Regions from separate parts of the Homo sapiens genome. Here region 2 is linked to region 1. Evidence: chromatin loops called from intact Hi-C (ENCODE). Cell type or tissue: right lobe of liver. All regions are shown on one strand. Each heading gives the region's core, and the rest is flanking DNA. Links, peaks and the distances in the headings are about the cores only.

The links. Hi-C counts contacts between places; a loop is a spot of excess contacts. Peaks named below come from ENCODE experiments on the same cell type or tissue, not always from the same donor. Only the 100,000 strongest peaks of a DNase experiment are listed, where the experiment ranks them.
Region 2: a loop joins it to region 1, with 2.8 times the contacts of the local background. A loop is called at or near these places in 7 of 110 quality-filtered maps.

Annotation. Positions count from the first base shown.
Region 1 is chr9:87,394,004-87,398,396 of GRCh38, reverse strand. No RefSeq gene overlaps it. Among named protein-coding and RNA genes, the nearest start is that of DAPK1, 100 kb to the left of the region's middle. In right lobe of liver, for the core only: a CTCF peak has its summit at 2,209; a DNase peak (open chromatin) is centred at 2,116; H3K4me3 peaks cover 264 bases; H3K27ac peaks cover 658 bases.
Region 2 is chr9:87,343,220-87,347,612 of GRCh38, reverse strand. No RefSeq gene overlaps it. Among named protein-coding and RNA genes, the nearest start is that of DAPK1, 150 kb to the left of the region's middle. In right lobe of liver, for the core only: no CTCF peak of the experiment used is centred there; no DNase peak of the experiment used is centred there.

The sequences.
Region 1 (4,393 bases), core at 68-4,067:
TTCAACATATAAAATTTTGAGTACTCCATGTATTTACATTGATATGTAAAAAACATGATCGGCAAACATACTGGAAGAAGATAAACCTGTAGGTTGGCAGTGGTTGTATCTGGATGAGAGATATATTGGTGATTTTCTTTTGCTTCTGTTTTTCTTTCTTTTCCAAGTATTCAGTGATGTGCACACTTTTCTTTTAAACTTTAAAAATATTTATTTTTTTAAAGATGGTGGCCTATCATGGTGGCTCATGCCTGTAGTCCCAGCACTTTGGGAGGCTGAGGCAGGAGGATCACTGGAACCCAGGAGGTGGAGGCTGCAGTGAGACATGATTTCACCACTGTACTCCAGTTTGGGTGACAGAGCAAGGCCTTATCACCCAAATAATAAACAAATGAAAATAAAATGAAGCTAATGTAGGTGACCCTGACCATGTATGCATATGGCTATAATTTTTTTTAAAGCTATTCTTTTACAAATTACAAGAACCAGCATGTATTCAACACCTCTTCTAAAGAGAACAACAATCCGTCAGGGCTGTTGTCATGTTGTTTAATATGTGCTTGCTTCTGAGGGCCTAAAGAGAGAACACTTTGGTTTTTTAATAGCCACAATTCGGGTATAGGATTCAGAACAGAATTCTGACCTCCTACTTTATAGGGGAAAATGCCCTTAAAGACATAGCCTCCGGGATGACCAGATCATTAATTTTAGTTTAGTAAGGTCATGGCAGAGAAAACAAGCAGTGAACTCCATTTTAATTTTAGTGTATTACCATTTCTTGAAGTTTTCTTTTGGGGAATAATGGTTTTTAAGGAGTTAATGAAAAAGGAATTCTGATCTTTGTTTCTAATTCATTTTCTCCATTCTCATTTGCATTTTATTTGTTGAAGTCCTTGCTAAGCTACATCTGAATGAAACAAGAATTCCCTGGGGATAGGGATATTTACTCCTTATTTACACATCTACTTGCTGATAGAAAGCTGCACAGAAGGAGGAAACTGAGAATTAATACGGTTGCACATTTGCATTCTGTATCTCAATAAACTTTTCTAGCTAAAGGCTATTTTGAGGCTGGGAGCCGTGGCTCATGCCTGTAATCCCAGCACTTTGGGAGGCTAAGGCGGGCAGATCACGAGGTCAGGAGATCGAGACCATCCTGGCTAACACGGTGAAACCCCGTCTCTACTGAAAACACAAAAAAATTAGCCGGGCGTGGTGGCGGGCGCCTGTAGTCCCGGCTGCTAGGGAGGCTGAGGCAGGAGAATGGCGTGAACCCGGGAGGCGGAGCTTGCAGTGAGCCGAGATGGCACCACTGTGCTCCCGCCTGGGCGACAGAGCAAGACTGTCTCAAAAAAAAAAAAAAAAAACAAAAAAAACTATTTTGAGGCCTGGTGCGGTGGCTCATGCCTGTAATCCCAGCACTGTGGGAGTCCGAGGTGGGTGGATCACTTGAGGTTAAGAGTTCAAGACCATCCTGGCCAACAGGGTGAAACCCCGTCTCTACTAAAAGTACAAAAATTAGCTGGGTGTGGTGGTGCACGCCTGTAATCCCAGCTACTCAGGAGGCTGAGGCAGGAGAATCACTTGAACCCAGAAGGCAGAGATTGCAGTGAGCCGAGATTGTGCCAGTGCACTGCAGCCTGGGTGATAAAGCAAGACTCTGTCTCAAAAATGAAAAAAGGAAAGAAATTAAAAGCTATTTTGAGTAATTTTTTGGTGGCTGAGGACTAGAAGCACAGAGTCACTTGAAACTTCCACATGACTGCCTTGCATGTCACTGGCTCCTTGAACCATTTTACTACCTTCATTTTCTTTGTTAATATCCCAGAAACATATTTTTCATAAATCAAACTCTCCTTTTCAGAAGCCCTAGGCATTTTCAAAGCTGTAGCAAAATCAACCTCAAGATCTAAAGCCATTCTCTGTATCATTCATTTACTGCAGCCACAACCCAGGCCGAGGGAAATCTCTTTCTTTAGCTAAAGAGGCACCATTACCTAAGCTTCCCTAAGGCTCTTGTGACATAAAATGACAGGACTTTTATGAAAATGTGTTCAGTTTTGCTGAAGCATTGCCTTTGGCTCTTTTAGTCGCTGCAGTTCTGTGTTTGTTCAGCTGGAGAGGTCAAATAATTTGTTCTTCCAGAAGTTAATCATTGATGACAAATTTGCTTGGCTAACACACGCACTCTTTGTCGCAGACTAGCGCGGGAGAGCGCAATTTGCCTTTGTAAAAATGCTCATATTCTTCAATGTACTTTTTCTCCTATTTCATACACTAGCTTCAGGCCACTAGCTTTTCTCATCACCTTCTCTGCATCATCTCCTTCTGTCGCCTCTGGTCACCCCCTTTCCTCCCTTGTCAGTTAAAGACACAGAACCTGCCTTCACCTGCCAGGGCACATCAGGACTCAAACATGGATCTCATGCTTGACCAGAGGTGGATTTTCTAAGGAAGCTTGGCTTCAGGGCCCCTTGCTTGCACGGGGTCGTAGCAGTGTGTTCACACGATCATGCATTGTAAAATGTACAAATGCCAGATATCCTAGCCTCTCTACACACAATTATTCTCTGTTACATTGTTGTAGGACTTTCTCCTTAGTTCAGCTAAAAACAGGGTCCTTGTCACACAACCATGAAAGATTAGCCTCACAGACCCTTTGAAGGGTGAGAAGAGCAGGGTTTATTGGGTGAAAAGGAAAAAAAGGGAAACAGTGACTTTCAGCAAAGCGAGAGTCCTGCTAGTAGACTTCCTGCCTCACAGATTGACTCCCAGGTACCACCTGGAATAGGAGAGGCCAGGCTCCTCTCTCCTGCAAATGGCACCAACTTCCTGAGGCTCCACCCCAGTGTACATTCTTCCCAGTGCCCAGGCTGGTTGGATGTTCTCCGGTGATCCCTTTATACTCAGCTGTCTCAACGTCTGCCCTAATATGGTTGGACTTCGAGAGGCTGTGGACATTTTGGGGAACCATCTAAAGGAAAGCTGAGTTGGGGACACATCTAATTTGGATTTAGTGGAACATGCTTACTTGGTTTGCACTCTGTTTGTGCCTGGCTACTGTTCAGTTATGGCTGGCTGTCTTCTTGGAGAAATGGCTCCCAGGAACACTTCCCCCACCTACTCCCCTGGCATAGAGACTTAAGAGACATGAAAGGGCAGACCCAAGCATCTCACTGAGGGATGAACATGCATATGATAGCTGGTACCCTAACTGTGTGAGAGGCAGGGGAGAGGCATCGTCTGAAAGCTATGGAGCCTGAAGCCAGTCTCTGGAAAACTCCTCCAAATGGTAAAACTTACGTGTGAGGGAAATTTGATAGAAGTTTTGCCAAATCTGAACACAATCCCAAGAAACTTACATGACATCATCAAAAGCGGTTGTGATACTGAAGGAATCGTCTACACTACTGACTAATTATTATTATTTTTTTTTGATATGGAGTCTTGCTCTGTTGCCCATGCTGGAGTGCAGTGGCACGATCTTGGCTCACTGCAATCTCCGCCTCCCAGGCTCAAGCGATTCTCCTGCCTCAGCCTCCCGAGTAGCTGGGATTACAGGCATGCCATCACGCCCAGCTGATTTTTGTATTTTTATTAGAGATGGGGTTTCACCATGTTGGCCAGTCTGGTCTTGAACTCCTATCTCAGATGATCCAGCTGCCTCAGCCTCCCAAAGTGTTGGGATTACAGGCGTGAGCCACTGCTCCCAGCCTGACTTAAAAATTTAATCAACCAGGCTAGATTAAAGATATTTACTCTTATGTTGTATATTATGAAATCTTTATCATATGAAGAGATGGTCAAAAAGTATGCAGCCAACAATGTAGGAAGGAAAATCTTATTAAGATGTGTCAGGATTTTAATTTTTATTTATTTTTACATGATATTCCCCTGTATTTTATGATGTTCATGATTTTTTTTGCCAGTGTTTAAAAATTTGTATTTCGTTATGACTTCTGATTTCCCTCACATCTTTACCCAATTTTGTATTCTTTTTTACAAAATGAAGCTTGAAGGTGAAATCATCTTCTTCATCTTTTTAGGCTACCGTATTACAGGGCAAAGACTTTTATACAATAATTCTTAACCCAGATACTGGTAACTAATACATTTGAGGCTGGAGAAAAGTCCATAAATATTGGAAACTGCTATTATGAATCTGCACTCAGCTTTTTCTAGTTTCTATAAAATAAGATTTCAGCTTAGAGGACATCCATTCCCACATGCTAGAACAACACTCAAAAATCTCTAAAAATATAAAGCGATGTTCAGTAGGGAGGAAGCCATGTCATAAGAATAATTTGGCTGGTTCTTAGGAACAGTTAGTAACTAGGCACAGCCAAAATCAGTGTGTTTGTCTTCTAACAGATCATAATACCAGGTGGCAAAG
Region 2 (4,393 bases), core at 199-4,198, 51 kb after region 1:
GAGTTGGACTGCCTGGTTCAGCATATCTTTTCTTTTTGTAGAGATGAGATCTTGCTATGTTGTTCAGGCTGGACTGCAGTGACTATTTACAAGCAAGATCATAGTGCACCACGGCCTTGATCTCCTGGACTCAAGTGACCCTCCCACCTCAACCTCCTGGGTAGCTGGGACTATAGATGCACACCAGCCTGGTACAATATCTTTGACATATAAAATATTCAGGCTCCTTTCTTCCAGGGATGGAACAATTTTGGTATTTCACAGAAGTCTCAGGCAAGGATATTCGATTTGTCCCTCAAACTCTGTAGACAATGTCCCCTCTGTGGGTATGTGGCTCTCCTGTATTTATTATCATCTGCTATTTCTCTTTTCTTTTTTCTCCTTCTCGGAGACATTCCCTCTACTTTCAAAAGTGAAGGCACAAAATCACTTCTCAAGTTGGGCCACTTAAAGCTGCTCCCAGCTGGAGAGCAATAACAGTATTTCTACCAACTGTGCTTAGCCACTCAATCCATATGTGAACATTCTAAGTACAGTGCACTATGGCAAGTTATATTATGGCTCATTCAATTCAACCATAGTGTTTTGTGTGCTTACTGTGTGCCAGGCACAGTGCAATGAAAGTGGGATGCAAAGAGGAATGAGATGCTATACCTGCCCTTACAGAGGTCAATTACTCAAATACCTCAAGGTACTCTGGTGATAGTAAGTGGGAAATGATACAACTGTTCCTGTGATTATTTATCAGGAGACTTAGTGAAATCACCTGGTGATGGATATTGAGAGATGGCTTTCCTCTGCCAACAGATGTACAAGTGTATACCTATATACACTTGCTTGTGTGTCCCTTGGAGCCCCAATGTGTCTTCCTTTTAAAAGTACACCAGAATAAGAGACAAGCTCAGAGAAAGGTAAACGCATAAATCTGCTCATGGAACCAGAATTTCTTACACATTTTCCTGGACCACTCTGGGTTTTATAATTTAAGAAGTTCTTTACAATGTTCTAGGTACTTAGCATGGCACAAAAGGGCACATTCTTTGCTCCCAATGCACTGCATACTACAATGTAGAGAAAACGGGAAACCTCTCAAACAAAGAGCCAGGAAGAGGCAGGAGCTGTGCTGGAGGAGCAGAGAAGTGGGAGGCAAGGCAACTGAGAGCCGGTACATTGTGCACCGTCTGGGGACATGCAGGAGGGGGAAGCAAGCCTGCAATTTTTTTTTTTTTTTGACTTTGGAAAAGGAATCAGGAGCTATTTCTTGGTTTGTGAGCTTTGCTATGGTTTCAGTTTGCCCTCAGAAGGTTGACAGTGTGGGTGGATGGCATTGTTTGGTTGTAAAGTGGGGCAGCAGTTGGTGAGTGGTTAATTTAAGAGTCACGCTCTGACAGAACAACCCATGTGTCCTTTCCCATATGCGTGGGGGAAAAGAGCCAGCACTGCATTCACTGTTGGAATTGACTCTGTGTAGCTGGGATTAGCAGCTCTGTTTTGCAGAACACAAAGATTTAGAGAGTTAAAGTAAATGCACCAAGGTAAAGCTGGGGACAGAGGTGCAATTTTAATTTAGTTTAGGCTGTGCATCTTCCACTGAAGAATTGTTTTGCTTTTATTTATTATTATTCTTTAATGCTAAAGAGAAGAGATTCAATGGTGTTCAGCTGAGGGGAGAAAGAGAGCATATTTGTGGCCCCCCCTGCACGGTCTGTGACTGGGTCCAAATTTCCCTGGGTCAGCTCCTTCCTGGAGCCACTCCTTTCTGCTGTGGCAACAAGGTCAGCAGGGTGACCCTTGTCCACTCACACCTGGGGCACAAGACTCCATGTTGGAGAACCTTCAAGATGGCGGCGAGTCACCTTGGTGACTGATAGGATGTAGGGCCCTTCTTGGAGGCTCTCCTCAGGCTAGGATAGGCTGTGCAAAGAAAATCCTGATTGGTCTAAAATGACTGTTATTTTGGGAACTATGCAGAGAGGTATATGACAATTACTGACTCAGACATTTTCAAAGTGGTGGGATTCTCTCTTCATGGTTTTGTTTGTTTGTTTGTTTTTAGACATAGGGTCTGGTTCTATTGTCTAGGCTGGAAGTACAGTGGTGTGATCATAGCTCACTTCCCCTCGAACTTCGGAGCTCAAGCGATACTACTGCCTTAGCCTCCCAAGTAGCTAGGACTACAGGAGCACACCACCATGCCCTACTAATTAAAAAAAAAAGTGTAGAGGTGGGGTCTTGCTGTGCTCCACAGGCTGGTCTCAAACTCTTGGGCTCAAGCAATCCTCCTACCTTGGCCTCCCAAAGTTCTGGAATTACAGGCATGAGCCACTGCATGCAGCCAGGATCCTCTTTTCAAGTTAATGGATGTGCTTTTCCCCCAGAGTCCCCATTACTATGTGCCCCCTTCCCACTGCTGCCTAATTTGAGAAACAGCTGGGGCATCCAATACCACCACTGCACAGAAAGATGAGGCCAGAGCCAGAGGGAAATGATGTTTTTCCCCTTAACTTTCATGTTTTCAAAGAAGAGGCTCTTAGAATGATATACAAAATAAAGAGGGCAACAGTCTTGTGCATCGTGGGCAACACAGTAGATTTGAGAGAACACAAATAATATGGGAACCAGGGTTTCCTCTTCTTCTTTCCACTAGGGGGAAAAAACCCCACAAAAACCAAACAAGCAAACTTCCTGGACAGAGAAGTGGAAAAGGAGAGAACTTCGTAAGGTCTGTAGGGAAAGCATGAGGCCCTAGTGAACCCTACGTATAGGAGTGCCATCAAAACTCAAAATCACCAGCCTCCCCCTCGAGCCAACATCGTCAATCACCAGCATCCATGTAGGAGCTAAGAAGCATCTGATAGCCACCTGTGTAGTGGAACAATGTGATCACACTTCCCATTGGCTTCTGGTGAGGACCGCATTTTGATAACGGTCACAACTTCACAGCTCATTTTGATATCTGTTCAGCAGGAATGTCACATGTTTGGACTCTGAGCCTTTTTAGTCCTCATTTGACTTAACCCAAGTGTAGAGTCTCTGCTTCCATTTTCCCCAGATGGAGAGTGGAGTCTGGGTCTAGACACCTAGAGAGGGCCATGGGGAAGGAAATAAGAGTCTCTGTCTTAGATTTGGATGGGCTGAGAGGGACCAACTGCAAAGGACATTAGGCTTTTCTCTCATCCCCTGTATCATCTTCCTCACATGAAGAAATTTCCACGGGTGCTTTCTAAGGAGCCACATTCCTCCAGGCACAAGAGTAGACAGACATCACGTTGCTGAGACATTGGCTCACCTGTTCCTGTTGCCCTCAGAGGGCCAGCAGAAATCTGTTGCTAAAGCTGGCTTTTGGCACTAGTGCTTCAACATTTTATGTGCTTAAAATTCCATCTGTGCATGTTCAGACATGACCAGAGTGCTTGTCATTTCTAGTTCAGCTCAGCCCTCCCAGGGCTTGGGCTTGGAAGAAGAAAGGTTTCCTCCCTCTCCCTCGTATACCTACTCTGCTTAGCAAGTAACTCCATCTGCCCCAGACTTGCAGCCTGGGACTTGTTGACAAACTTGGGCAGTTTCATTATTCCCACCCAGTACTTACTTGGAATAAGCCAGGAGCTGCTGGAGGAGCCCTGCTGGCTGCTGGATGAAGATGGAAGCCCTTTAGGGAATGGTGAGCTGGACCGGGTTATTGGTCACACAACCCAGGAAAGGAGTCACCGCTGGAGACTCCCTGGGAAGCCAGGACAAAATATCAGCTTCACTCATGTGAGCTGAGATCCTAAAATTCAAAGCACTGGATAACAAATGGAGGGGATGTATAGTGGGCTGGAGATGCACCACCCACATCCCCATTCACAGAGGACCTGCTGCCCGTGCTACTGGAGGTGATGTCGGCGGACAGTTCTCAGCTCTTGGTTCCTTCTGGGTGGCCTCAGCTACAGACAGCTGCCTTGCCCAAGAGCACACTCTTCCCTGTGTAGGGCAGCAAAATATTCCACACCCAATTATGCCATTTTGGCATAAGGATTATATTGAGCTGAAGACAGTGGAGAGGAAGCAGATACAAGAAAAGCTCTCTTCCCTTCTCCTATTTGGCTAAAAGCAGAATATAAATTTGTAAAGGTGTTTTCCTCTCCCTTTTACCGGGAAAGACAGAAATTAACCACCGAGACAAAACCTGTGTCAGTCCAGAGACGGCACCATGAGGGCTATCCAGAATTCAAGGATGGGAGCAGAGCTTGTTCTGGGCTTTGATTTAGGGAGAGAGGAGGCAAGGAGAAGGCATTCCGGGCAGGAGCCTGGCACAGATGGGGCAAGTGGTTAGTGAGGTGCTGATGAGGTTAGCAAGGGATGAAAAGCAGGTAGGGTTAAACCAAAGCTGGGCGAGGGGCCTCTTCGCGAC